Linked DNA regions of Homo sapiens: region 2 is linked to region 1. Evidence: chromatin loops called from intact Hi-C (ENCODE). Cell type or tissue: PC-3. All regions are shown on one strand. Links, peaks and the distances in the headings refer to the core of each region. The heading gives the core; the rest is flanking DNA. Region 1 has its middle 68 kb from the start of CEP126. Region 2 has its middle 34 kb from the start of TRPC6.

Region 1 (15,708 bases), core at 3,342-11,341:
ATATGTAGGATAGTTAGCTCTTCTTGTTGAATTGATCCCTTTACCATTATGTAATGGCCTTCTTTGTCTCTTTTGATCTTTGTTGGTTTAAAGTCTGTTTTATCAGAGACTAGGATTGCAACCCCTGCCTTTTTTTGTTTTCCATTTGCTTGGTAGATCTTCCTCCATCCTTTTATTTTGAGCCTATGTGTGTCTCTGCACGTCAGATGGGTTTCCTGAATACAGCACAGTGATGGGTCTTGACTCTTTATTCAATTTGCCAGTCTGTGTCTTTTAATTGGAGCATTTAGTCCATTTACATTTAAAGTTAATATTTTTACTTGTGAATTTGATCCTGTCATTATGATGTTAGCTGGTTATTTTGCTCGTTAGTTGATGCAGTTTCTTCCTAGCCTCGATAGTCTTTACAATTTGGCATGATTTTGCAGTGGCTGGTACTGGTTGTTCCTTTCCATGTTTAGTGCTTCCTTCAGGACCTTTTTTAGGGCAGGCCTGGTGGTGACAAAATCTCTTAGCATTTGCTTGTCTGTAAAGTATTTTATTTCTCCTTCACTTATGAAGCTTAGTTTGGCTGGATATGAAATTCTGGGTTGAAAATTCTTTTCTTTAAGAATGTTGAATATTGGCCCCTACTCTCTTCTGGCTTGTAGAGTTTCTGCTGAGAGATCCCCTGTTAGTCTGATGTGCTTCCCTTTGTGGGTAACCCGACCTTTCTCTCTGGCTGCCCTTAACATTTTTTCCTTCATTTCAACTTTGGTGAATCTGACAATTATGTGTCTTGGAGTTGCTCTTCTTGAGGAGTATCTTTGTGGCGTTCTCTATATTTCCTGAATCTGGATGTTGGCCTGCCTTGCTAGATTGGGGGAGTTCTCCTGGATAATATCTTGCAGAGTGTTTTCCAACTTGGTTCCATTCTCCCCGTCATTTTCAGGTACACCAATCAGACGTAGATTTGGTCTTTTCACATAGTCCCATACTACTTGGAGGCTTTATTCGTTTCTTTTTATTCTTTTTTCTCTAAACTTCCCTTCTCACTTCATTTCATTCATTTCAACTTTCATCACTGATACCCTTTCTTCCACTTGATCGCATCGGCTCCTGAGGCTTCTGCATTATTCACATAGTTCTCGAGCCTTGGCTTTCAGCTCCATCAGCTCCTTTAAGCACTTCTCTGTATTGGTTATCCTAGTTATACATTCGTCTAAATGTTTTTCAAAGTTTTTAACTTCTTTGCCTTTGGTTTGAATTTCCTCCTGTAGCTCAGAGTAGTCTGATCATCTGAAGCCTTCTTCTCTCAACTTGTCAAAGTCATTCTCCGTCCAGCTTTGTTCCATTGCTGGTGAGGAACTGTATTCCTTTGGAGGAGGAGAGGTACTCTGCTTTTTAGAGTTTTCAGTTTTTCTGCTCTGTTTTTTCCCCATCTTTGTGGTTTTATCTACTTTTGGTCTTTGATGATGGTGATGTACAGATGGGTTTTTGGTGTGGATGTCCTTTCTGTTTGTTAGTTTTCCTTCTAACAGACAGGACCCTCAGCTGCAGGTCTGTCGGAGTTTGCTAGAGGTCCACTCCAGACCCTGTTTGCCTTGGTATCAGCAGCAGTGGCTGCAGAACAGCGGATTTTCGTGAACCGCAAATGCTGCTGTCTGATCGTTCCTCTGGAAGTTTTGTCTCAGAGGAGTACCCGGCCGTGTGAGGTATCAGTCTGCCCCTACTAGGGGTGCCTCCCAGTTAGGCTGCTCGGGGGTCAGGGGTCAGGGACCCACTTGAGGAGGCAGTCTGCCTGTTCTCAGATCTCCACCTGCGTGCTGGGAGAACCACTGCTCTCTTCAAAGTTGTCAGGCAGGGACATTTAAGTCTGCAGAGGTTACTGCTGTCTTTTTGTTTGTCTGTGCCCTGCCCCCAAGAGGTGGAGCCTACAGAGGCAGGCAGGCCTGCTTGAGCTGTGGTGGGCTCCACCCAGTTCGAGCTTCCTGGCTGCTTTGTTTACCTAATTAATCCTGGGCAATGGCGGGCACCCCTCCCCCAGTCTCAGTGCCACCTTGCAGTTTGATCTCAGACTGCTGTGCTAGCAATCAGCGAGACTCCGTGGGCGTAGGACCCCCTGAGCCAGGTGTGGGATATAACCTCCTGGTGTGCCATTTTTTAAGCCCGTCGGAAAAGCGCAGTATTAGCGTGGAAGTGACCCGATTTTCCAGGTGCAGTCTGTCACCCCTTTCTTTGACTAGGAACGGGAACTCCCTGACCCCTTGTGCTTCTCGAGTGAGGTAATGCCTTGCCCTGCTTCAGCTCGCGCACGGTGTGCTGCACCCACTGTCCTGCGCCCACTGTCTGGCACTCCCTAGTGAGATGAACCCGGTACCTCAGATGGAAATGCAGAAATCACCCGTCTTCTGCGTCGCTCATGCTGAGAGCTGTAGACCGGAGCTGTTCCTATTCGGGCATCTTGGCTCGCTAGTTCCTCCCAGTGGTCATTTTCCAGTCCTCAAATGTATAATTGGTTTTGCCATACTTGGTGGTTGGTAGAACACCCTCCTTGGATTCACAGCCTGTTGGGGAAAGCTATTATTGTGGAAAGGTCAAGAGGAAGCACCTGAAATCACCCTATGCAATACCAGCCATGATGGTAAATGAAAAGCAAAATCACATATTACAAGGGGACAGGGAATAGTGGAGATGAATGTCACTGTTGAAGATCTAAAGGATGTAGAAGTGGTAGCCATATCATAGATCTTTTCAATTTACCACTCTGGCCTCTGCAGAAACCATATGGATCTGGGAGGGTAACTATAACTAACTACTACAAGCTTGACCACGTACTAGCCCCAGTTGCAGCTGTCATGTCAGGTATGGTATTTATGCTAGGCTAGATTAATATGGCTGCTATCCCAATGAGAAAAGAGGATCAGAAACAGTTATCACTGAGTAGACAAAAATACAGATTTATGGTTTTCTCCAGGCTATGTTAACTTTTTCTCCCTCAGTCTTCTCATAGTCCAAAGAGATCTGGATCATCTAGACATCCTGGAAAAATCATGTGCTAAAGTATCATGTTGATGACAGTTATGTTGATCAGTGCTGCAGACTGAAGGTTTGTGTCCCACCAAATTCATATATTGAAATCCCGACCCTTAATGTGATGGTATTAGCAAGTGGGGGCTTTGGCAAGTGATGAGATCATGAAGGCAAATACCTCATGGATGGGATTAGTACTCTTATAAAAGAGACCCTGAGAGCTTGATTCTTTTACCATTTGGGGACACTGAAAAGATGGCTGTCTGTAACTGTAAAGAGGGCCCTCACCAGAACTGGATCATGCTGGCACCCTGATTTTGCACTTCTCGCCTCCAGAATTGTAAGAAATAAGTTTCTGTTTATAAGCCACCCAGTTTGTAGTAATTTGTTACAGCAGCCTAAACTAAGACAATTAGGTGGAATGAACAAGAGGTGGGTAGCATACAGGAGGCCTTTATAAGACACACACACCTCAGAGGCTGGGAGATAAACCCTATGAGGATTCAGGGACTTGTCACATTCATGAAGTTTTAGGAGTCCAGTGGTCAATGGTATTCTGGGACATTCCCTCCAAAGTAAAAGATAAATTATTGCAGCTTCCACCTTCTACCACAAGGAAGAAAGTCCAATATCTGGTGGGCCCCTTGATCAGACAGTAGAAGAGGTAGGGAGCAGGCCTGAAGAGGCCATGTGTCATTTTCCAGGGAGGATCCATATGCATTGTCTTTTAGCATAAGGCAGTAATAGTTGAATGATCGGCTTAAAAAAGGGGGTGGGGAAAATGTACATTATGTAGCAAAATAATCTCATCATAGTGTCAAGTATCTAGAATATCTTAATCTTCGAAGCCATCAGTCTCTTTTTCTGAGTGCTAATTTGGACTTATCAGTTACCTTAATGAGGAGAAAGCATTAGGGAGTAATATGCCTCAATGAGGAGAAAGCATTAGGGAATAATATGCCTCAATTTAACCTACAAATGGACATTGTTTATAATTTTAGCTAATATTAATCTGTTACCATGTATTCACCATGGTTCCACAGAGAAACACAACTGGTAGGAGATTAAAATACATAATAATACATAACATACTAAATATATAATACATTGAAATACATAATGCCCATTTGCCCCTCCACCCTTTTTTTATGAGAGACAGAGATTTTTAAGGAATTGGCTTGTGTGCTTTTGGAGGCTGGCAAGTCCAAAATCTACAGCGTGGAAATTTAGGGGACAGTTAATGCTGGAGTTTGAGTCCAAAAGCAGTCTGCTGGCAGAATTCCCTTTTTCTGGGGGAGATAAGTCTTTTTCTTTTTATAATATATACATATATATTTTATTTATTTTTGAGATGGAGTCTTGCTCTGTTGCCGAGGCTGGAGTGCAGTTGTGGGATCTCGGCTCACTGCAACCTCCGCCTCCCGGGTTCAATAAATTCTCCTGCCTCAGCCTCCTGAGTAGCTGGGATTACAGGTGCCCGCCACCACGTCTGGCTAATTTTTGTATTTTTGTTAGAGACGGGGTTTCACCATGTTGGTCAGGCTGGTCTCGAACATCTGACCTCATGATCCGCCTGCCTCGGCCTCCCAAAGTGCTGGAATTACAGGCAGGAGCCACCGCGCCTAGCCTACATATATATTTTAACTGGACAGATAAATTATATGTATTCATCATGTACAACATGAAATTTTGAAGTATATATAAATTGTGGAGTGGTTAAATCTAGCAAATTAACAAATATATTACCTTACATAGTTACCATTTTTGTGGTGAGAACACCTAACATTCACTCTCTTTGCATTTTTCAAGAACTGTATATGTTGTCATTAACTATAGTTACCATGCTGTGCAATGCTCTTGAACTTATTCCTCCTATCTAACTATAATTAATAATGTATCCTTTGACCAATATTGCCCCAATTCTCCTTCCCCAACAACCACCCCAGCCTGTTAACCACAACTCTACTCTCTAATTCTATGAGATCAACTTTTTTAGATTACACATATTTTCTATGAAGGCCTTCAACTGATTGGATGAGACCTGCCCACATTATAGAGGGTAATCTCTTTTACTCAGTCTATTGATTTCAATATTAATCTCATTTAAGGTATACCTTTACACAAATTTCTAGAATAATGATTGACTAAATAACTAGGTACCATGGCCTAGCCATGTTGACATATAAAATTAACCATCACATCACAAAACATAGTTATCTTCCTTAGTCTGGACAACCCCTTCATTTTACAGATGAGAAAACATAGAAATGAAGTGACCTGCATCAGGCTCCGTGGCAAGATATTGACCAACTGGCACTCTTAACTCCTTCCATGATACCGTAATCTACAGATTCCCATATGGGAACATCTGGAATGTAAACATGTTCACTTTCTGCAGTTGAGTTACTTTCCTACTTTATAACGTTACTTATAGTACACATGTAGGTTCCCAACACAGGACTAACAATAGTCACAACAGACATAAAAACAAAAACCCACAATTTGTGAAATAATGGAATTCTTAGCTCACAGCCTATTTGAGGCTTTCTCTTCATCTAATTTATGGTAATACCTAGGAATATTAGCTATCCATATTTATATCAATCAACATTTGTGAATTTTGTTGTTGAACATATACTTAAAAACTGGCCATAAACACCAGCAGCTGCCCATGTGTCATTTCTAAGGTCAATAAATTATAAAGTAATACTGGTGACATTCAGTAGGTGATGTAGTCTATTTGAGTGTCTCTGTATCAGTAGCAATGCTTAAGTGCCTTGTTACATGTTGTCCTACTTTTTGGAAGGTGAGAGAGTTGTCCAACCTTTTTGAAAGGTGAAACACATGTTGGTCTCTTCCATAGGTTCTGCATATTGCTTCCATGGGAACAGAAGTACAACCACAGCCAGAGTGGTAGAATAATGATCTACATTTTTCTATACAAGTCCTAATCTTCCTCCTAATGTATCTATGTATATGTGTATCTAGGTACATGAATACATATGATTTTGCTTCTCCCTGCCTTTCTGTTTTGACACCAGTTGTATTTAAGTGAGCATTGTACTTTTAAAAGTGAAATGCTCACTTAAATATGAGTCGTGGCAAAACAGAAGCTCATCTGCTTTCTCTACTTCAATGCCTTTGTTAAAGAATAATCTCTACTCTGGTTCCTGACAACCTTAGCTTTAGTGATGTGGCTAAGTGTCCTATATCCTTAGACCTGAGGATGACAGTGGGCCAAACTCTGCATGTAAATGAGCGCTCCTCACAATCCTGTTTGTGTATTTCCCCAAAGCATATTTTATGATATGCCTTACCTATGTTCCAGATTTGTATGATGGTTCAATGTTTTTCTAAGGTTTTAAATTTTAAAGTGAAACATATTTATTGAAAACAATAGCAAAGAGTTAAGTTTAAAACAAAGTATGACATAGTTACATGAAATTCTCAAAATGTCCACCAGCAGGTGGCAATATAATCCTAAATATTACTGGTAATAAAAAATTACATTTATAGACGATGAAAATAATATTAAATCCATAGATTAAATTCAGTTTTACGCATATGATTTTTCTAGATGAAGAATTTTCTTTTTATGTCCACTTAAAAGCCATAAACTTCATTCATTTCATGACTTTAAAAATATATAGTAACATTAGAATACATCTTTAATAATAAAATCAAACTCAATTATATATATTGATTCTGAATTTATGAGAATTCATAAATTCTCCCATGTTCAGGCCATTTCAATTAAATAAGAATCTGAGGGTTCAATCTAGGTATTGGCAATTTTTTTTCTTCAATTTTAATGTTAAGTTCAGGGATACATGTGCAGGATGTGCAGATTTGTTACATAGGTAAACGTGTGGCATGGTGGTTTGCTGCACAGATGGTATTGGTAATTTTTAAAGCTCCTAGTGTGATTTTTAATCTGAAGCTAGGGTTAAAAGTCACTGGTTTAGATCAGTTCTTCTTAGTTGACCTCAGTGCACCTGGGCCGTTGTTGGCTTTCTTACCTCTCCAGTTGATGCTGACACACACTAAAGTTTGAGAATGGCTATATGCAAATATTGTTTATTTCAAAGGTTCAAAATACCTGCACTTAAATGTCTGGTCTTTATTCATTAGGAAAGTCCTTCTAAAATCAGGTGCTTTCCCCAACTAATTAAAAAATCGTAGACACTTTTGCAACTAGCTGCTAATGTTTGGATCTGAACACTTCTCTAACTTAAAGCACTAATATATATGTTATTAAATTATATTGTTTCGTTCTATAACATATATCATAAATTAAGCTTGTATACATGTATACAAAATGAAGTTAGTGAAAAGATTAATTTCTTCAAATATTCTGTAATTTTACTGAAATTTAGTTGGGTTTGTTTTTCACGTGTGGGACTAATTAAAGACTACCAAGGAGCTCATCTTAGTTTGGTTAACTTACAAAATAAAATCCAGAAATAGATGGAAATACCTTAGAGTAGAGATTTGCATGTTTTACTGTCTATTAGAATCATCTGGGAAGCTTTTAAAACTCCCAGGTACAGGCCACACTCATTTCAATGAAATAAGAATCTGAGGGTTTGATCTAGGTATTGATAATTTTTAAAGCTCCCAGTGTGATTCTAATCTGAATCTAGGGTTAAGAACTACTGGTTTAGATCAGTTCTTTTTAAAGGTGTAGGTCCATATACACCACCTGAAAATCTTGTTCACGTACGGATTTTCATTCAGTAGGATTGGGGCAGGTTCTGAGATCCTGTGTTTCTAACTACCTCCCAAGGTGATGATGCTGCTTAGCTCTTTTAAGTCAGTGGTTCTCAAAATTTTGTGTGTATCAGAATCACTTGTGAAAATCGGTAAAAAGTGGGGTCACACCTCAGTCAACTTCAATGTGCCTGGCCATTGTTGGCTTCATTACCTCTCCAGTTGATGCTGACACACACTAAAGTTTGAGAGTGACTGCTTTAAGACAGCTAGAATTCTTTAGTTTAGCAGTCCTGAAGATTGCACTTGAGCAGTTAGTTTCTCTGATAATAACATTAACGTTGGCTGGCAAGTTGTTTATCCTGGTTTGATGCTCTTTCCACTGGTTAGAAGGACCATCCACCTCCTCTAGTTGTAGAAATTCTATCTGCCTTTAAGGCCTGACACTAGTCAATTTGTCTAAGAAGTCTTTTTGATAATCATCTCAAATAGATTTGAACTCTCATCCACCTGTGGACGCCTGCATAGGCTCCTGTAGCACTTTTCTCTTCCATTAGTGTTAAAATTAAAACCAGAAGCCGAATTTTCCATTTTTATATGTCTTCCTTTACTCTGAAGTCTCCCTTGATAAGATTTGATTATTCCTGTTCTCACCTTGGTCTCTGTTGTATCCCTATTGATACTTGAAGTCATGAATATTTATCATCTGATATGTGGAATAAATATTCTGTCTGGGGAAGAGTTATCACTTGATTTTGGCTGCAGCTTGTTACATATGCTTCATAAACATGGACAATGTGGGTCTTCTATGCCACCATATTCACTATATCTTGCATATAGTGGATATTCAAATGTTGCCATTGGCTTGATGAATGGCAGGAATGGAAAGAAATGAGAATGAAGCCATGAAGGCATTTGATGGGGTGATAGAGATTTAAGAGTTGATCTTGTAACCATCATGACTAAATTTGTCAATAAGAAGGTGGCATAATTCTTTTCTTAATTTTAATTTTTTAAAATATAGAAACTTTCGTAACAACAGGATGAACTGAAGTGAGAAGAGACAGAAGGCAGAGGGTTCTATTAGGAGGATGTCATAATAATCAAGATCAGATTACACACCAAAGTATGAGATACAATTTATATGGTTTGGCTGTGTCCCTACCAAATCTCATCTTGAATTGCAGTTCCCATAATCCCCACATGTTGTGGGAGGGACCCGGTGGGAGGTAATTGAATCATAGGGGTGGTTGCCTTCATGCCGTTCTTGTGATAGAGAGTGAGTTCTCACAACATCTGATGGTTTTTTAAGGGGCTTTCCCTCCCTTCACTCTACACTTCTCCTTGCTGTCGCCATGTGAAAGAAGGATGTGCTTGCTTTCCCTTCTGCCATGATTGTAAGTTTCCTGAGGCCTTCCCAGCCCTGCAGAACTGTGAGTCAATTAAATCTCTTCCCTTTATAAATTACTCAGTCTCAGGTATTTCTTCATAGCAGCGTGAGAACAAAACTAATACAACAAGTTAGCCCCCATTTCATTGAGTACCTACTATGTACTGAATATAATGGGAAGTGATTATTATACATTATCTTTTATCGTTATAAAAATGCCACATGGCATATAGTCTCAATTTACAGATGATAAAAATCTAGGCTCAAAGAGGTGAAGTAACTTGTCAGAAGTCAAACATGAGAATTAAAACTTGAATCCCAGACTGTCCAACTCCAAAATCTTACACTGCAGCAATGGGAATGATGGGGATGGAACAAAGAGGGAAGGTTCTGAGATACTTTTATTTTGGGTAGAATTGACTAAATGATATCACCAATTCGGGCTTCTGAAAAGCAGAATGAGGAAGGAAGAAATAATATTTTATGTAATACTACTATAATTATTTACCTTTTGCTGCCAGCTGTGATTATAAATGCCATTATGTAGTGAGGGTCGATGTGATATGATCTGGCTGTTTAAGACCTTGGTTACAAATTGCTAGGAAGAATGACCCAGGAGAAACAAAGAGAACCTAGCAGTTACATCAGACTCTGGTTCAGCCTCTCTCGTCATTTTTCTGGTTCTCTTAGTGTAATTTTCTAATAGATTAGACACACTGTAAAATAAAGGCAAGCAGCTGGAAGAAAAAGAGCTTTTGCTAATATTTAGTGTGGGAGGTGGGTGTGAGGTAATCTCTTATGACTCCATTTTTATGTACCTATTAAAATGCAGTGTTTTTAGAAAAACTTAGACAATAAGTGTGCATTCCAGTACATTTTCAAATAATGAAGTTACAGCTTGAAAGATCAACAATAGGGTATTTATTCATATTGCATAAAATAAAAAACTCTACCTACTTTCTACTTGTATAGTCTAAATCAATTTAATCCTATTAGAATGGGAGAAAGCATGATATAACTCCAGATAATAAAAATGGATTGAAATTTCTGATAACTATAGTTTGTCTGTAGTTTTTAAAATACTATTGCAAATTGGAAGGCCCCCACTCCCCTCCCCTCCCTCCCTCCCTTCCTTCCTTCCTCTTTCTCTCTCTCTTTCTCTCTCTCTTTCTTTTTCTTTCTTCTTCTCTCTTTCTCTTCTCTCTTTCTTTCTCTTTCCCTTCTTTCTTTTCTTCTTTTTGTTCATTCGTTTTTTTTCTTTAGTTCCTGTACAATAGCACCACAAAAATGACCCTAGAGATCATCTTTTTGCACACCTATTGTATTCATGCACATCAAACTGCTTCAGTATATGTAGTACCTAAAACTCAGCATAACCATAGAAACTAATAAAAGGAAGAAATGTTTCATGCTACTCAAGGGTATTCTGTATCCTTTCCAATTTGCTTAATTTTGTCATCGCTTTTGTTTTTTAAAATTATTTTGCATATTCTGAAGAAAAGGTCTTAGAAAATATGCAAAGCATAGAGGAAGGATTCCCTATAATTTTGCTATTCAGTGCCAACTACTGATAACGTGTTCTAAGTAACTTTGGAATGCAAATATATGGACTTGCTCACCCAATTTTGTAATGGAGTACATATTACCTGATTTTGTAATTGATACTGTGTAGGAGAGTGTTGAAAATTGTTGGAAGGGAGGCATACTGACATGGATATTGAGTGTGAAACCAGAAGACTCAACAGAGAATTATATTTATTTCACTGGAGGGCCCAAGGGACATGTTCACCATCAGGAATGCACTGGTGAGAGGGAAACCAGCATCATTTAAAAATGTGTGGTGACTCTTCTCTGGCCACCAGGATTGACAGTAGAAAAGTAGGCATAGAGCTGGGTTTTTAATTGAAATGTGGATAATGGGGTCACAAAACAATAGAGATTGGTGGTGCTTAACAGAAGCCAGATTACTGTAATGGTCAGCAAGTTTGGAAAGGCAGTCCTCAAAGTAGACTGATCAAGAGGGAATTGCAGAGATGGATAATAGAACATGGTGTCTCCATGGGCAAACTACGTAGGCAGCCATCAAGGTGCAGTTAAACATGTTAAAAGAAGAAGAAAGCAGAATCAATGAGTGACAGACTGACATTACTTAACCTCCACAAACAAGTCACGGTATCTCTCTCAGAATCTGGACTTCATCCATTTCATAGCCCTGGAATCTGTTGACTGAAGAGGTGGTCAGGATAAGTTTGCCAACTAAAATATAGGATGCCTAATTAAGTGTGAATTTAAGATAAACAGTGAATAATATTTTAGTATTTGTTCTATTTTATAGTATACTTATAAAATACTTATCTTTTATATATATATATATTTTATTATACTTTAAGTTCTAGTGTACATGGGCAAAACATGCAGGTTTGTTACATATGTATACATGTGCCATGTTGGTGTGCTGCACCCATTAACTCATCATTTACATTAGGTATATCTCCTAATGCTATCCCTCTCCCCTCCCGCAACCCCACAACAGGCCCTGGTGTGTGATGTTCCCCTTCCTGTGTCCAAGTGTTCTTGTTGTTCAATTCCCACCTATGAGTGAGAACATGTGGAGTTCGGTTTTTAGTCCTTGAGATAGTTTGCTGAGAATGATGGTTTCCAGCTTCATCCATGTCCCTACAAAGGACATGAACTCATCCTTTTTTATGTCTGCATAGTATTCCATGGTGTATATGTGCCACATTTTCTTAATCCAGTCTATCATTGATGGACATTTGGGTTGGTTCCAAGTCTTTGCTATTGTGAATAGTGCCGCAATAAACATACATGTGCATGTGTCTTTATAGCAACATGATTTATAATCCTTTGGGTATATATCCAGTAATGGGATGGCTGGGTCAAATGGTATTTCTAGTTCTAGATGCCCGAGGAATCACCACACTGACTTCCACAATGGTTGAACTAGCTTACAGTCCCGCCAACGGTGTAAAAGTGTTCCTATTTCTCCACATCCTCTCCAGCACCTGTTGTTTCCTGACTTTTTAATGATCGCCATTCTAACTGGTGTGAGATGGTATCTCATTGTGGTTTTGATTTGCATTTCTCTGACGGCCAGTGATGATGAGCATTTTTTCACGTGTCTGTTGGCTGCATAAATGTCTTCTTTTGAGAAGTGTCTGTTCATGTCCTTCACACACTTTTTGATGGGGTTGTTTGTTTTTTTCTTGTAAATTTGTTGGAGTTCTTTGTAGATTCTGGATATTAGCCCTTTGTCAGATGAGTAGATTGCAAAAATGTTCTCCCATTCTGTAGGTTGCCTGTTCACTCTGATGGTAGTTTCTTTTGCTGTGCAGAAGCTCTTTAGTTTAATTAGATCCCATTTGTCAATTTTGGCTTTTGTTGCCATTGCTTTTGGTGTTTTAGTCATGACATCCTTGCCCGTGCCTATGTCCTGAATGGTATTGCCTAGGTTTTCTTCTAGGGTTTTTAAGGTTTTAGGTCTGATGTTTAAGTCTTTAATCCATCTTGAATTAACTTTTGTATAAGGTGTAAGGAAGGGATCCAGTTTCAGCTTTCTACATATGGCTAGCCAGTTTTCCCAGCACCATTTATTAAATAGGGAATCCTTTCCCCATTGCTTGTTTTTCTCAGGTTTGTCAAAGATCAGATGGTTGTAGATGTGTGGTGTTATTTCTGAGGCCTCTATTCTGTTCCATTGGTCTATATCTCTGTTTTGGTACCAGTACCATGCTGTTTTGGTTACTGTAGCCTTGTAGTATAGTTTGAAGTCAGGTAGAATGATGCCTCCAGCTTTGTTCTTTTGGCTTAGGATTGACTTGGCAATGAAGGCTCTTTTTTTGGTTCCATATTAACTTTAAAGTAGTTTTTTCCAATTCTGTGAAGAAAAAATACTTATCTTCAAATACTTATGCTAAAAACTATTTATCTGAAATGTGAATTCATCTTAGTGGCCTGTATTTTTTTTTTGCTAAATTTGGCAAACCTACCCCTGAAGAAAGAATCTTGCAATATCACAAGAAGTCATAACAAATGTCTCCTGTGATGAGTCCTCTGATCTTTCCCCGGAGAGCCCCATGGCTTTTACTTAGGGGACTGTGCACTAGACATTCTGAGGAATATCGGACACAGAAGTTGGGTTGGCACAGATCGCTGGAGACCAGAAGCCTCACGTTGGCTCCCTATCTGATGGCTGTTTCTTTGGAATTGGAATGTATAAGTGGGATTGATATACAGAGCAGTTGGAGTAACCACCACATTTGGCCCTTGGACTTTTGGGGAGAAGACCAAGTGGGGGCCTCTGAAACTGCATGGATTCCTTGGCATCCTCTACCTTCTACCAAGATAGCTAAACAAAAAGATTACATCTGGCATCTCAAGAGATATGATAGAGATTAATACCACCTTTAAAGATCGTAAGGATGCAGGAGTGTTGGTCCTCATCTGTTTAATTCTCTTGTTTTTCATCCATAGATGCTGATAGATGCTGATAGATCCTCAAGAAAGATTATAGATTACCATAAGTTTAACTAAGTATTAGCCCTGATTGCTGCTGCTGTGTTGGGTGCGGAATCATTGGTAGAGATAGTTAATAAAGGCTTAGGTACATGGTAAGCAGACAGTGATTTGGCAAATGTGTTCTTTTTTACCCCAATCAGAAAAGAGTATCATAAACTGTTTGCATTCACATGGAATTGGCAAAAATGTACACAATAGCTTTGTCCCAGGGCCTCCTCTGTCACAATGTAGTCGGAAGAGATTTGAACCTTGTAAACACTCCACAGGAATGTTTATAGGCCTTCCCCCAAAAAAGGCCAAGGACCCGGTGTGGTGGTTACTCCAGCTGCTCTGTATATCAGTCCCATTTATGCATTCCAATTCCAAAGAAATAGCCATCAGATAGGGAGCCAACATGATGCTTCTGGTCTCTATTTACACTGATGACATCATGTTGATAAAGTGAGATGAGCAAGATGTGGATAGCACAGTGGAGTCCATGATAAGAAATTTGCATTCCAGAGCATGAAAGATAAACCTTTCAAAGATTCAGTAAACTACCACTCAAGTAGAACTTTTAAGGGTCCAGTGGTCAGGGTCATGCTGGGATGTAAGTGTAAGATAATTAGCTGCATATTGCCTCCTTAATCACTAAAAAGAAGCACAGTATCTGTTAGCCCTCTTTGAATTCTAGGGCAACACATTTCATACTTAGCAGTTATATTTTAAGCCAAATACAGGGTGACCCAGACATCTTCCAGCATTTAGTAGGATCTGTGTAGGATATGTATTTGCAGCAGGTCCAGGCTGGGTACAATCAGCCCTGCTGCTTGGGTCATGAGTTAGCAGACCCTGTGGTTTTGGAGGTATCCATTGTGGGAAAAGATGCAGCATGGGGTTTATGGCAAAGCTCAGTGGGAGAATTACAATGTAGGCCTTGAGTGTCTTCAGCAGGACCATGTTTTCTGCAGTGGAGATTTTTATGCCTGTCAAGAAATAGCTCCTTCTGTGTTACTGGGCCCTGGTGAAGAAGAAACATATGACCATTTTTTTTCACCCTATGACCATGCTTTCAGAACTGGCTATTATAATCTGATTCTGTTGGACCTACCAAGTTGTAACATTGAGTGGGCCCAGCAGCAGTCCCTCTTCAGATGTAAATGGCACATCCAAGCTTGAGCCCAAGCTGGACAAAAGCACTTGAGTCAGTTATGTGAGCAGGTACTCCAGATCATCACGTCAATTTCAAGGTTGGCATTGGCACCATCCTTTAGCTTGTACCTACGAATTATGAGTTCTGCATAATAAGTTGATGGAGGAGAACTGATTGGTTTGTGAATTGGTTGTATTGGTAAATGGGTACAATCTAAAAATGAATGGCAGGTACTCTTTAGCCACACTTATGGGTGAACTTGACATACAGTGGCAGGAAAAAAGTTCCCTGATTGTGGAACTTTGAGCATCAAACTTGATTATTACCTTTGTGTGGAAAAAGTGGCCTGAGGTGAGAATATGAATATATGTATGTGTGTATGTACATACATGTGTACATACTCCTTGACACTAGGGAATGATCTTGCTGGCTGGTCAGAAGCCTAAAAGGAAAAGAACTGAAAGATCGTATACAAGGGAGTGTGTGATGGAGACATGTGGATGGACAGATAGGATTGGGTGTGAAGTGTGAAGATTTTTATATCACATATAATGCCCACCAGAAAATGTGTCCATTGCAGAAGAGACAATGAATAACAAAGTAGATCAAATGTTTTGATCAGTTGGCATTAGCCAGCCTTGTCATTGGTCACCCTGAACTGGAAGGGTAGGCACATAAATGGAGTGGCCATTTATGTGGGCAGGGATGGTGGCTGAAAATGGAATCAATGGTATGACTTTCATTTACCAATTACTCCATGAATGCATACGGAGAAGTGGATCTGTTCAGAGCTGCAGTGGTTAGTGGCAGCCATGGAGGCTCATTGCTCAGAAATTCTTTTAAGGAAAAAACGTGCTAATTAGTTGTGAGGAACATAACTTACAGTCCCTTCTTATGGATTGTCAGGGTATTTGAGCTACAGACACCA
Region 2 (15,708 bases), core at 2,440-10,439, 230 kb after region 1:
CAGTGCTCCTGGGAGTGTTGATCATAGACAGCCTTCTGTTGTCAGACTTGCTGTGGATTGCCTCACCTACAGAGAGTTCTCTCAGCCAATGGCAGACCCCTTGGATTAGTGGCTCACCTCCGGTCACTGATGTATGTTTAAGTATAAAGGCCTGGACATACTGGCCCAAATCGGGCAACCCTGTAGTGTCCATCTAGCTTCTGAGCTTCTCCTGGGAGGGGGGTGGTGGGGTTGGGCTGACCTTAGACCTGACTTTTATCTCTATGTACTCCAGGTTCCTTCCTCTCCCTTCCACAGGTGTTGATTCCAAGGGTACACTTTAATCAGTATTTGGCACCTTAAACTACATCTCAGTCTCTTTTCCAGAGAAGTCAATCTGAGATATTGGTTAGAACATGATTATCCTAGTCTAGGTGAGGGGCAATAAAGACCTGAATTAGAACTGTCTCATCTGGAATAGAAAGTTCAGATATAAAGGAATCAGTTTCTCCATGGTATAGCTTTGCTGCCATGTAGATGTTATTGGGGATTCTGTAACTAGGATTCACTAGGACTAAGTCTGTGTGACTACAGAAATGATTCAGCCTAGTCCATTCAAAGCATATGTGAAAACACGAATGAGAGAATAAATCCATGAATGGATTAGTAAGTGCAACAGATGTGTTAAGTTCATTTATCATCTCATGAATAGAGTGGGTCCAGAAATAATTATTCTACTGTTTGTAGGGCAACAGTAACAAGCCATAGAGAAGCTGACTGGCTGTCTGCGTTGTTGCATCTGACTCGGCTGTACTTGTATATACAAAGACTGTGATCAGAAAAGCAGCACAGAGCATTTTCAATGAGATATTTGTTGTACTACAATTGCAAGTTCCACACATGCTAATCAGGAATTTGAGTTATCCTAAACAGGTATATGTTACTACAGTCCACTGCCAGCTGGGAAACATGAAATGACCTTTTGTTTTGCATTTAAGGTATCAGATTTATAAAAGGATACACTGAAATTTCACCAAGTATTTGTTAACTATGAATCAGCCGGGAAATTGTTTTTCAACACTTTGATTTTATGAGCTAGTAAAAAATAAAACAAGATGGTAAGACCAATTTTACAGTAAATGAGCTTGTTCTGTTATAATTCATCTCTTTCTACTAAACATAGCAAAAATAAGACCTGGATAATTTTAAATATTATCTTTTAGGTACTTGCTCATTGGGTTTTTATCCCATTAAGAAAAGACAGTTCAGGGGATGGCCTAATTTCTACACTAATACAGTCAGCTTCCTACCCTAAGTATGTCCATAGCTCAGACACACTAATCCTTAGACACTAAAATATACCTACTCTCCAAAGAACATGTATTGTTGTGTAATATATTATTCTTATCAAATATATTTTTATTCCACAAATACTTATTGAGGACTAACAGTGTACTAAATAACACACTAAGCAGGGGGATCTAATGTTATAAAAGAATAAAAGCACTGAAGGAGAAAGGGAGAAGGGGAGGGAGGAATGGAACTCTTGACAGTGTCACTATTACTGAAGATTAAAATAACATAAAACCCAAAAAACATTCATTAGATTTAACATCTTGTACATTATAAGCAACTTTTGAAAAGCAGTTTCTGCAGGGCAGAGGACAAAATGTGGTGGGTTCGTATTTTCACATCAAGAGAAGGAAGTGGACACAGCAGATTCTTTGAGTTTTTTGTTTGTTTGCTTGTCTGTTTGTTTAAGTTCTGTCACCCAGGCTGGAGTGCAGTGGCACAGTCATAGCTCACTGCAGCCTCAAACTCCTGAGCTCAAGTGATTCTCCTGCCTCAGCCTCCTGAGTAGCAAGAACTACAGGCATGTGCCACCACACCAGGGTACACAGCAGGCTCTGAGTAGATTTCCGGGAACTCAATGTGAAGCAAAGGAAAAATGCAGGGCAGTGACTTGGAAGAGGAATAAAAGCAGAGAAAGAAGCTTTTTTACAGATGTGAAATAATTGATCTTATATGCTGAGAGGAAGAAAACAACTACTAGAGAGGAAAATGCAGAAAATACAGGAGAATGAGGAGATAAATGAGGCAGCCTGGGATGGGACTGTGAAGATAGGGGTTGAGGATGGGTTTCAACAACAACCAGAGTAATAGCAATAATGATAATTAATAAGCATTGATCTCTATGTGCTATACCTGCCTAAGGATTATATATGTTATTTAACCTCCCCCATAACATTGTTAGATGTATATAATTATTATCCCATATTTTAATGGTAGCTTAGGAAAGTGAGACACAAAGAGGAGTAGTGTAGATGCCAGGCAAGTTTTTAGGTGGAGAAAGAAGTTGAGATGTTTGCTTTGGTGGGCCTCACTTTGGTCTGTAAGGCAGAAGGTGAGTAAATCTGCTGAGAATGAGGAGGAAGCTGATACAGCTTGTGAATTGTGAAGGCTGGAAATGGTTGTGAAGGAAACTGGAAATCATATGAGACTTCCTTAGTAGGTCTGAAGAAATTAGGTTCAAGATCATGGATTTTCATAATTCCAATCAACTTAATTGTACAATTTGCTCTAGGAGCAGAGGAGGAGCTCCCAGGAGCAGAGGAGGTAGACACAGTGTTGACACCAGGATCACAGTCTTTCTCTGTAGCTCCAAGAGCTTCTAGCATCTTGAGGACATCAGTGTCCACATGATGGCCATAAAGTATCCCATTGTTAAAGTTCCTTGACCCTCTCCATTCCAATGACCTTCCTTCTCACTCCATTTCATCCGCTCATTTCAAGGACATTTCATGGACTTGTTATAAACCTTATTTGTGCAATATACGTTCGGAGACCTCATTAAAACTAGCAGTACTTAAGTCCTCCATCTTTTCCCAAGCTATGAGATTCTTCCTATCCGGCCCAGATCCATACTTTCATCATTTTAATTATTTATTTGTAACTTTCTTTTCTTTTCTTTTCTTTCTCTTTCTTTCTCTTTCTTTCTTTTCTTTCTTTCTCTTTCTTTCTTTCCTTTCTTTCTTTTTCTCTTTCTTTCTTTCTTTCTTTCTTTCTTTTATTCTTTCTCACTCTTCTATCTATCTATCTATCTATCATCTATCATCTATCAGTCTATCTGTTTAGAGACAGAGCCTTGCTTTGTCACCCAGGCTGGAGCACAGTTGGACAATTATAGTTCACTGTAGTCTCGAAACCTCCTGCTTTGGCTTCCTGAGTAGCTAGGACTGACTACAGGCATGGCATGTGCCACCATGCCCAGATAATTTTTTTTGGAGGGATGGGGACTTGCTATGTTGCCCAGGCTGATTTTGAACTCCTGGCCTCAAGCAATCCTCCCACTTTAGCCTCCCAAAGTGCTGGGATTACAGGTGTGAGCCACTGCACTCGGCCTTAATCATTTATTGATACTGTCCAAACTACTGCCTCCCTATTTGTATGTCCTTGCACATGCTCCTCTCTTTGTCTAGTACATAGTTTTCTGCTTTCTTTGTCCGGAAAAAGCTGTCCTATATGTCATATGTAGCATATGTCTTATTCGTTCTCTAGGAAACCTTCCTTGGCTCCTCTCATCCCTAAGGATTTTTTAGTTATGTATCTCCCATAGGCTTCCTCCTGGAGCACTCTGCATGACTCCTCCAGTTTATTTTCTGGTCTCCCATACAGTTAAATCACGAGGCTCTTGAAGCCAGAGATTCTGTTTTTGTTTAATGTCTATGTGCATATAATTTACCATAGTGACTTAAATAGAGCAATTGCTTAATAAACCCTTGAAAGATATAATCAATTTCTTTTTAATATTAATTCAATACTACATAAATGTTCTTCCACTCATCATTTCCCAAGAACATGAAAATAAAATTCTGAATACAGACACACATTCACTGTCTAAGAATTTAATGAGGTTAGACTGATATATACTAATTTTCAGTAATATACACAAGCATTCAGAAGTCTTGATGCTATGTTTATCCTTTTATTATTTCTTAGACACTGATGCATCACATGCTATTCCTAAGAAAGTATCTCAATATTAACATGAGTGATATTAGCACTGAGGGGCTGACAAAGTTACTATACTTTAAGGAAAATATTTTTTAAAAGGGAATACATTTTGTATTTCAAAGCTTTGTGCTATTTTTACAACCACAGAGAAATTAAATGAGATCTGATAGGGCCTAGCTTTATTACTTGTATTACGCTTCATTACTTGCATCTTGGAGTAGCTCAAATCTGTCCTCACTGGAGATAGAATATTATTTTTATTTTGATATGTAAAAATAGTGATAAACAGTTTATCTTTAAAAGTTTGAAGAGTTATATATGTTTTTAAAACACTGGAGAGTTATGTAGAATTTCTAAGACAAAAGTAACAGAATAGGAGGAATGATCTTGTGTAAAAGTGTTGAGAAGGTTATGATGCATCATCCAAATATGGAAGTTTATGATGAAGCCACCCAATATTCCTCTGCTTCCCTCCATGACAGCTCATAAGATGGAGCACCTCTTGTTATTTCAAGCCAAGGGCCTTGTCTAACACTCTCCTCCAACGCTTAGCTCATGGCTTGCCTCCTTCAGGAAGACTTACTGGACACTTTGGTTAATTTAAATTCCCCTTTTCTGTGATCTCGCGGGACCCAGACATTACTTTATCTATCCAAGCACCCAGAGCTCTGTATTTTGATTTTAGTGTATTTATTGGTTTCCCTCCTAGACCATAAGCTTCTTTAGGTCATGGATCATGTCTTATCTGATTGTTCATCCCCTCTCTTTCTTAACAGAGAGCTTGGCACAGAGTAACTGCTGAATAAATATTGATGGTTGAATGGATGGATACATGGATGCATGAGATGAATAAGTACAAAATACTAGATCTTTGCCTCTTTCCCTGCTTGTAATGCAGACAGGGTATATGTTGGAGCTAGAGAGTGGAATATGGGAGATTTGTGGTTAAGAGTGTCTCTCTTTTCTCTTACCACCAGTTGTTTTTCATGAGATTTATACTTCCCATATATAGTAAACTTCCTAAAGCAATTAGCTCTACTGTTCAATTCCATCCTGCAAAGATCACATATCCATCAGTCTATGCACAGAGCTCACAGAGAGATAACCGTTTTGACACAAAAAAATCCAATTCTAATGTCACTGAGCTGCCTGCAGATGTCACTCAGAGATAAAGCCCGTGTCTCTGTACCTGTCTTTCTTCATTCTGGGCCACTGTCTCTTTAGGTAAATAAAGAGGAAGAGATGAGGATTCTGTTGCCTGTTATGTGCCAGGCCTTATTCTAAGTGTTTTACTTTGTGTCATCTCATCTCGCCTTCACACAGTACTGCAATACAGGTACAATTTGTAGATAAGAAAACTGGGGGCTAGCTACATTCATTAGAAGCAATGGGACCCATTGAAAAGTGCACCAGCTTTAGATTTAAGCATTGACCTAACCATGTGCCAAGATATTACCTTAGACAAGCCATTTACCTTTCCTAACATTCAGTTTTTTAGTCTGTAAATGTCAATAATAAATGCTTTCTTTAGAGAGTGGTCATAAGAGTTAAAGCAACTAGCACAGTGTTAGGCACATAGTGTTAAACAGATCTACTTTATTATACAAATAGTCTAATATCATTCTAGTCAATAGTAAAATTAACTCCAGTTTCGGAAGCCCATGTCCCCAGCCTGCCACAACTTCATCTTGAGACAGGAATACTGGGTGGTCACAGAAGCGAGAAAATGTCAAGCAGCAATTTCATATGGCAGCAAGAAAGGAGCTGTTAAAATTAGCTACAGGCTGGGTGCGTTGGGCCTGTAATCCCAGCACTTTGAGAGACCAAGGTGGGCATTTCACGAGGTCAAGAGATCAAGACCATCCTGGCCAACATGGTGAAACCTTGTCTCTACTAAAAATACAAAAAAATTAGCTGGTCATGATGGTGTGCACCCATAATCCCAGCTACTTGGGAGGCTGAGGCTTGAGAATTGCTGGAGCCGGGAGGCAGAGGTTGCAGTAAGCCGAGATCACGCCACTGCACTCCAGCCTGGTGACACAGCAAGAGTCCATCTAAAAAAAAAAAAAAAAAAAAAATTAGCTTCAATGACAAGGATGAGCCTAGGCTGATAAGACCCTAACAGAAAGGATATGGGATAACCTGGTTGAAACTGGCTAAGTCCAACATGGTGGTGGATTTGACCCATGCCCTATCCAGACCTAATTATATGCTCATTACCATACTAAATTACACACCCACCAGCACCACAACAGATCCGAGCAAGCCCATAAAAATAGGTGCCACCCCAATTCTAAGAAATCACCACCTTTTTTTCCTAGAAAACCTCATGATTATTCCACCCCCTAATTGAGAGGAGCACATTAGAATAGAAAATTCCTTTGTGTGTGACTTGTTCTCATGAGCATGCCTGCACTTCTCTCTTACGTGTGTACTTTCTCTTCACAATACAAGCTTCTTGTCTTTCGCATCATTCTGACTCATTCCCAAATCCTTTCTTGTGATGGTGTCAAGAACCTGGATACTGGCTGGGGCTAGGGTTTCACTAGCATCTGGGGACCTTCCTGAGCCCTCCAACAATAAGCTGACCTCATCAACCACACCATGACCAATACTGAACACATTTCCCATTGGGGCCACTTGTTATAAGGGAAAGCAGAGAGAATTTAGAATCTGAGGACATGTGAGTGTCATCTCTGGCACTTAACCTGGTCTTGGGCAGGTGATTAAAGTTCTGTAAGTTTCTGTTTTCTCATCTGTAAGATGGTGATAATACAATGATACAATGAGATAATTTATGAAACACATTTGTAATAATATGTTAGTGTCCTCCAAAGATTACTATTACTAGTATCACTACTTCTATATTTAGTACTTATTCTTCTACAATCATGCTGAGTTTTCTACACATTATCTCATTTAAACCTCACAAAATGCTTGATGTACTGACATTTGTCATACAGTAATTACAGCTGGAGAAATTAAAGCTTAGGGAGTTTAAGTCACTTTCTCAAGGTAAAAAAGCCATTAAGTGGCTGAGTTGGGATTTCAACATATGTCTTCATACTCCATGACCTAAAAATGCTACTGTATGGCCTGTAACGTGGCACAGAAAGTCCCTATTCAAACTAGTTTACCATGTGATATGATGGCAGCAGTTAATTGTATCATGTAACTGAATGTTTAATACCTGTAAGAAGGCATTTGAAAATTTTCTCTATGATTCATTCTCAAATTACTTCCTTCTGAATTAGTAGGAGCTGTGGGTAGTTCTGCACATCTTGCCATTACTCATCCTGGAAGATCTATTGCTAAGACAGAAGGAGAGGAAATGTTACATACATTTCCAGAGTACTGAGGGCTCAGGCATTGATGAAGATGAGCCAGTCAGATGGGAGTGGGTCCCTGGCAAACTCCTACTGGCCTGCGCGCTGGGAGGAATGCTCACTGAGGTGGATCCTTGGGAAGTTTGCCCCGTCTGCAGCTGGGAGGAGCCTGGCCCCTCCTCTTACGGTGTGTGGAACCTGGAATTCAAACTGCTGGAGGGAAGCACTCTAACGGGACCCTGGCCTTGTGGAGAGTCTCTGTTTCCCCCTTTTCTTCCTTTTCACCCAATAAAACCCTGCTTTACTCACCCTTCAAACTGTCTATGAGCCTAAATTTTCATGGCCATGCGATGGACAAGGACCCTGTCTTCAGCTGAACTAAGGAAAAATCCTGCAACAAAGGCAGTGCCAGGTACTGAAGAGAGCTCCTGGTTTGATTCACACACTAGAAACCAGCTTTGCCATCTTGCAGCTTTAGCAGGAAAGCATTCTATACCTCATTTCCCTCATTCATAAAATGGGAACAATTATACTTCAATTACTTCGTTAACCTGAAAGCACAAAAGGTGATTCAAAAGCCAAAGATTTCCAAGAAGATAACTAGAAAGGCAGGGCAAGTCTGCAAGCCTTTGCCAGACAGATAGCGTTAAAAAAAATCACCCCTCAGTGTGAGACACTTTATGATCCAAATATCCAAGTTGAACTGGGATTTGTTTCATGAGAAGCAGTGGAGCCAATATGAAGGGGAAAACACAATCGCAAATATGTTGTAATCTGAAGAATGTGATTAAAGAGCAATATTTGTTACTCAAAAGCCCCCACAAAGTGTGGCGTACTTGTGAAATACCCATAAATGAGTACCCTCTGTCGGGATGAGACACTATAGGACAAGTTTTAGCTTCATCAGCATGTCAGTGCTTATGAGCCCAAGTAAGTTTCATTGCATGATGGAGCTGCTGCCTTGCAGAGTGCAGGGCAGGGAAAAAGCTTTCTGAGAAAGAGACTTCAGTCCCCTTGCTGTAAGTCAAGGTTCGCAAAGGAACATCTCAAATCACTCCTAGGTCTGCCTACAGGGAGAGGTGAGTGGACATTAAGGCTTTCAGATATTTCTGGGCTGTGAGGCAGGCACTTTTCATGGTTTCTCAACAGCTTCCCATGTTGCTTACCACAGGAGAAGAATGTGCTTGTTCTACGTCTTTTATTGCTGTGACAGTTGTTTTTTCCACGGCTAACACCAGTTCTTTTGTGCATTTTAGTAAGCATGAGCCTGGTTCCCAGGATCTGACCACCTTGAGGCATTGACCCAATTATGTCTCTGAGCCTTCACAGAAAAGGGCTACATCCAGTCGCATTTTCTCAGAAGGTGCTGCTTCCCCATGCATATAGGCACACTCTCACACTCAGAGCATGCCCATTTTAGATGAAAGAAATAAACGTAGTTAGAGACCTGCTTGCCTGCCATGGAAGGGAATCTTGGACACTAAGATCGGCATGTGATTTCCTATAAAATTACAAGAGAATGTGCTCTTCCAAAAAGAAATGTAGTCTTTTTTTTTTTTTTTTTTTTGCCTGAGGCAGGTCATGGAAAGTGACTGATACCAACATTTGCCATCATCCCTTTTTTGTGACCTTGCTCCCACTTCCTGATTCCTCAGATCTGTGTGAACCAGACTGAAGCTCAGTAGTGCAATAAAACTTTATGCCATAAAATTCAAAATTCATCTGAATATTTTAGTCCAAGTTAGTCATTTTCCAACTCTAGCAGTGTGTGAACATTGAACATGCTCAGTGCACATATGTTCATACCACATCCCAGGACAGGAGATGATCATGTGGCTGAATGAGTGAAGTCTTCCACTTATGCAGTGTTCTGTATCTTCAAATTCAGAAGAGTACAAAGTGCTCAATACATACATGGAGGCTCAGTTAGACACATTTTTCTCTTAAAAACCATTGCCTCATTTACCAACTTTCTTCTATCAGCCTCTTTGAATTCACTTGCATGAAAGCATGAGTCAAATACATAAAATTTTCTGAAGACATCATAGAGGAGACAGAGGAATTCTTCTCACACGTTCCACAGCCAAAATTTTGGAAGAAAAGACATGACAATAGATTTTTGTTTGTTCAAGTTTTTTTTTAGCCAAGGATGCTGGGCTACAGAGGAGCATTTTTCTTAAAGTAGAATCACTGGCACCTCATTGATGCTAGCTCCCTTTCCCCTAGATCTTCCTCCAGGAATTTGAAATTGCCAGTCATTTTTGGAGGACTTATTTTCCATCTCAAGAAACTTATAAGCAGTTTCTCAATGGAGGATAACCTGCTGTGTGAGGAATTCTTACACTAGCTTCTAAAAGACAAATATCACAGTTCCTTATTATGTAATAATATAAAGAATATTCTTATTTTTATGTGTGTGTCGGTTAATATGCTACAGACATGAGGATATTTCTTTTTGAAACATTTAGAACAGTGGAAATAAAAATAAACTACAGACTTCTATATTTATAGATTAGAGATCTATTTAAAAGTAGTGCTCTATACTCTTCTGTGGAATGACTGGTTAATTATATTTAATGACTGAAAAATAGACACATTGAAACAGCACACTGTATCTCATAAATATATGTAATTAGTATGTATCAATTAAAAATAAAATAAAACTTTAAAAAAATTAGGAAAAAAGCTAGTCTACTAGGTTAAAACCATTAGTCATTAATACTAATTATGAAAAAGGATATATTATCATAGTCAGTGGTCTGTATTTTGGAAAACTTTGGCTGTAGTTGAGTATGTTTCTCAGAAAGAAGACATATGATTGAGGCAAATCTGCTGGAATCACACCTTCTATGTGGTTATATAAATGATTTGGAGGGACAGTTGCTTTATCAGTCAGGGTCCAGGTGGGAAAAGAGAAATCACTCTAGCTCTTTCAAATACAGTTAATTTGATACAAGAAATGGTGGAACTGGGATAGAAAGGATGACAAGCAAATACGAGGTGGTGAGCAACCTAGAGATTTAGCAGCAACAGTAAGACAACGGGGTGATGCCCGACCTTGGACACCAGGGCTGTGTAGAAGGTGCTAGAAGAAGAGTGGGTACCTGGGTGGGTGCTGGGAACCCAGCTTGGTCAGATTGTGAGCCATGGTGAAAGTGTAACTGCTGCCAGACACCATAGGAAGCAGACAGAAAGAGGGAGGGAAAGAATTACCCTGGTTGCTCCCTTCCTCCTGTCCCCCCATCTTCCATGATTGCCACCAAGTACCCAAACTTACCGCCAGACCAAAAGAAATGGCCTAGGCAATGTAGCTTCCTATGATTCAGGGCATAGGAAAGAAAGGATAAGAAATGGATCTGAGAGGAAATGGAATTTTGACATGCATAAATGCTCTTCTTATAATCTGTGTTTGAACTAATAAGAAACTTAAAAGATATAATTTCACTGGACAAATAGTTGGAGGAAACCTAGTCATGTACTTTCCCCACTACCCTTCACCAACCTATTGAGCTCTTCATTGAACACATCCTTACTCTCTTACCTCCTTTATCAAAAAACTGTTCTTCCTTAAGTATCATAATCCACCTAGGCTCATGTCATCCCGCCGTAACTATGTTCCACCACTAATCCATGTGTCCTCAAATATGTTACGTCCCTCTCTATTCTTTCAGCCAAGATTCTTTGCAAAAGAGCATATACATGGTTTTTACACTTTTTATTATTCACTTTAATCTGATTTCTGCTGTTACAGACTTTAAATCTGACAGAGTTTTCCAATAACTCATCTTTTACCAAATTGAATGGGACTACCGCTTATAAAACTTTGATGCTGAATTTGATTCTATTTATCTCTCTCTCCTTTAAATTGTTTCCTAACTTGTCTCTGTGAGACCAGTTCCTGTAAGTTTTCCCTTTCTTAAATAGGGAAGGGTGACTTTTCTCCATGGGAAGAAGAAATCGGGGAGAAGGCAATGCTAGGCTGGGAAATAATAAAGGACTCTTGGAAAGAAGAAGTTAGAAGATAAGTTTCAACATCCCCAACAATCTCCCCGGCCAAACCCCCTATTTTGTGCCAATTAAATGGATACCAATAACTGTGAAATCCCTGGTAAAACTACCACATTTTTCTGAAAAGGAAAGGAAATCTTGTAGTTCAAATAGTTCCCAGCAGAGTGGATTCTTTCAGCTCCCACCCACAGGCCTAGCTACCAGCCAGCTGCCATATGCAAACTGTCTTCATAATGCAACGAGGCTGAGCTGGGAATATCACCCTCACCAGTGGTTGGAAAGGCTCCTGTATAGCTTCATACCCAAGGGCTAAAATATAGAGAAAAATTAAGTTCTTCAGCGTGAGTTTCAGCAACACTAACAAATGGCCACTTCATGGAGTCCAGTCTATCCAGTGTTTTGGGTTCCAGGAGTTCTCTCTCTCTGCTAGGTCCTTGGACTCTATCAGGCCTCTCATACTGTATCCAAGACAGCTGGCTGGCACCTGCATTCCTCTCTCATTCCTACCCAGCTCTGCTTCTTTGGACTCAGCCCTATTTTGAGTATTCCATGGTTCATCTCAAAAAGAGATTATCCAGGGCATATCTCTGACATCCAGTTGCCATTTCTGTCTCTGCTCTGCCCTCCTGAATCAAACTTTTGTTTTCTTCCTCAAACCTTGAGGCTCTGCCACTTGATATAAATCTTGTGGCTACACTTTCTTAGGATCAAACATTTCTGCCCCTGGTGGTGCCTCCTTACTCCTGTGAATTACCTCTCCCTTGATGTCTTCCTGTGTCGGATGACAGAAAATGGATGGGAGCAAACAACTGAAATGGTTAAAGCTTGCTCTTAAAAGACATGTGTCTGGTGGCTGAATACTTCTTATACAATAAATTAATTAGTTAATCAATATTACTGAGCCTCTACCCATACTGTTTCCAGCTGTGCCAAACAGCATGGAGGAGGCAAAAGGATACTCTAAAGAGTGTATGATCTAATCAAGTAGATTAATAAATAAGTGAATACAAGTAGTAAATGATTAGACCCTAGTTCCAATCTGGGCTCTCTCACTACCTGTGTAACTGTGAGGCTTAGAAAGGTAAATCACTTTCCCTTCCTATAGTATAGGAATTTAAAACATATCCTTTTGGATTATTGTGAGGATCAAATAAGAAGATGAAAATAGAACGTATGGCACACACTGAAAAGCTCCCATTTTTTGAGCACTGCTTCAGTAAGTGTTCAATAGGGTAAACAGAAAAGACTTTGAGTATTTGAAACAGGAAATGCAATGCTCACAGTTAGTTACACAGGTGGTAGGAAATCTACAAAGATCACAGGAGGTGAGGGAGGCAGCCCAGAGATTAGCAGCAGCAGGAAGTCACTACCATCCTTAGGCTGGAGGGACTGGGGAAGATCTGGGTTATAAGCAGGGTCACCCATCGGAAGTTGGAACCACAGTGGCATGTGCAGTAGTAGCAGGAGCCACAGAGCAGCTGCCCCTAATGCTGGAGAAGAAGCCCTTGGCACTGAGGGAGGGAGAGATACTTTGTTTTCCATTTTCCTCCTCCTTCCTCCACCTGCAGTCTTCAGGAGATAATTTTCATTAGCTGAATCCAGCTTATTCAGAAATAGGGAGAGCAGCTGAAAAGATTTATTGTCCCCCACCAACTATTCCTTGGCTCCCCTTGCAGTACAGGCACACAAAGGTGAGGACAAGGAAAAGATTTAAGGACAAGCCTGCCCAGCATTGGCACAGCATTTGCCTTGGGTATGCGTGTGTATTGTGGGGTGTAGGGTGGGTGGGGTGGGAGAGAGGTTCACAGATGTATGGTATTTGTGCTGGAGAGACGCATGACATGGCTAGGGTGAGAGATCATGTAGGGGTTCTAGAGAGAGTAGGCCTAGGCCAGAAAGCAAGTGGTCTTTTTTTTTTTTTTTTTTCCAAGACGGAGTCTTGCTTTGTTGCCCAGGCTGGAGTGCAGTGGTGTGATCTTGGCTCACTGCAACCTCCACCTCCTGGGTTCAAGAGATTCTTCTGCCTCAGCCTCCCAAGTAAGTAGCTGGGACTACAGGTGTGTGCCACCACGCCTGGCTAATTTTTTGTATTTTTAGTAGAGACGGGGTTTCACTGTGTTAGCCAGGATCGTCTCAATCCCCTGAACTCGTGATCTGCCCGTCTCAGCCTCCCAAAGTGGCAAGTGGTCATATTTAAGAAAACCAGATTGAAGGGGTAGACAGTAGGGAGTCATTGTGGATTTCTGAGTAAGAGCAATAGCAAGATAAGTATAATATCTAAGCCAGGGCCTTACAAGCACTGATTGCACTGAGAGCAGAACAGATTATTTTTAAAAACATTTTATTTACTTAATTGCTAAATAAAAATTGTATACATTTATTGTATACGATATGTTGTTTTGAAATATGTATACACTGTGAAATGGCTAAACTGAGCTAATTAACATATGGATTTCCTAACACACATTATTAGTTTTTGGGGTGATGAAAACACTTAAAATCTACTCTTTTAGCAATTTTCAAGAATTCATTACATTGTTATTAAATATACTCACCATGTTTCACAATAGATCTCCTGAACTTTCCTCCTAACTAAAATTTTGTACCCTTTGACCAACATTTCTGCTTTTAAATACTTTTACATTCAATATTTAAAATGTAAGTGATGGCTATTCTTAATAATTCTACCTGCTAGTCCATCTGGATAGTAAGAAACTAAAACTTGTACTTTTCATGGGAATAATATATGAATGCAAAGGAGACTCATTTCAAGTGTTTTCATGATTTAGTTGTAATTAAAATACACCTGATTTTACTCAAAACATATATAACAAGATTAATCATTTTTTTTTTTTTTTTTTTTTTGAGATGGAGTCTCACTCTGTCACCCAGGCTGGAGTATAGTTGCGTGATCTTGGCTTACTGCAACCTCTGCCTCTTGGGTTCAAGCAATTCTCCTGCCTCAGCCTCCCAAATAGCTGGGATTACAGGCATGCACCACCATGACTGGCTAATTTTTGTATTTTTAGTAGAGATGGGGTTTCACTATGTTGTCCAGGCTGGTCTCGAACTCCTGACCTCAAGTTATCCACTCACCTCGGCCTCCCAAAGTGCTGGGATTACAGGCATGAGCCACTTCACCTGGCCTGATTAATCATCATTTTTAATTAAAAGATTATTTGCAAAATGTTTATACAGCTTCTTTGAAAATTTATAGTCTCATAAAATTCAACTCTCATAATGAAGTTTATTTGAAGCCTTTGTGTAATATAAATCTAGCTATCTATGCAGATTATGATGCAGAAAGATCTCTTTCTTTCCATGTAGCAAATTGGCAGTGGTGAATTCATACCCCAGGAAACTACTCTACAATGTTGTCTCTGCATACTTGTTGCCAGGCACTGATCTCCTCTGGGGCATTATGTTTCTTAAGTATCTTCTTATGCCCTGGACCTAGCACACTGCCTGGCACATGGGAGGAGCCAAGTTCATGTTGGCCAATTTGCTCTCATTAAATTAACTTCAGAATATTCTTACTAAAGAGGCCGCAAAAGGGTCCCATTTCTATCCCTTCTGTTACTCTAATGTCATGCAAATGAGGCTTGAAGTAATGCTTCTGACGAAGGGCGGACTTCTTGGGCCTTCTCTGATGCTGTCTGACCTGTATTCAGATCTTCATTGTACCAGTCTTGGGTCATGTGAAATTAGCTTCCCTGAAAATAAGCTTTTGCATTTGCAAGGTAGACTACCCATACCTACATTCAGGGAGTTCTGAGGGTTAAAGAAAATCATGTAGCTGGGAGTGAATAACAGTTATTAGCTACCTACTATGAGTCTGGAGTGGTTTCACTCAGCTACGAATCTGCTAGGACACTACTTATTCTCAGTGGGGCTGCACTTCACATAGTTTTCTCATGGTGATGTGAAGTCTCATTGAATAGAAGCTATGAGGTTAATTTCAAGACAACTGGCTAGGTGCATTCCAGCTGCTTAGCTAATCATATCATCATTACCTGCCTTTAACACCCATTCTGTTCTATTTCCTATGGTACAATGTCCTTGTGGTTCTTCCTCTGAAATATGCCTTATATCCCAACTCTTCTATTTTCATTGCCGCCATACCTATAGGCTTTAGAACCCAAGATAAATCACTGCAATAATTTCTTAACTATTTCTTCAACTCCTGTATTTCTGTCTCGTCTCTCCATTTCTATATACACCTGCTGGATTTATCTTCCTGAATCCTCCCCTCTCAACCTTGCATCAGTTAGAATTGTGATAAAAAAACAGGATTTCAAAGAGTATTTCCAACTAGCCTCAAAAAGCAAAACAAAATAAAAGCTAAAACTTACTTTTCCTTTAACATTTTTTAATGCAATGA

What was found. Hi-C counts contacts between places; a loop is a spot of excess contacts. Peaks named below come from ENCODE experiments on the same cell type or tissue, not always from the same donor. Only the 100,000 strongest peaks of a DNase experiment are listed, where the experiment ranks them.
Region 2: it touches region 1 in a loop (2.6-fold over the local background); 3 of 110 quality-filtered maps call a loop at or near these places.

Annotation. Positions count from the first base shown.
Region 1 is chr11:101,839,232-101,854,939 of GRCh38, reverse strand. No RefSeq gene overlaps it. Among named protein-coding and RNA genes, the nearest start is that of CEP126, 68 kb to the left of the region's middle. In PC-3, for the core only: CTCF peaks have their summits at 6,253 and 6,458 (motif pointing right); no DNase peak of the experiment used is centred there.
Region 2 is chr11:101,609,673-101,625,380 of GRCh38, reverse strand. No RefSeq gene overlaps it. Among named protein-coding and RNA genes, the nearest start is that of TRPC6, 34 kb to the right of the region's middle. RefSeq lists an enhancer at 14,984-15,506. In PC-3, for the core only: no CTCF peak of the experiment used is centred there; DNase peaks (open chromatin) are centred at 6,490 and 7,280; H3K27ac peaks cover 655 bases; H3K27me3 peaks cover 328 bases.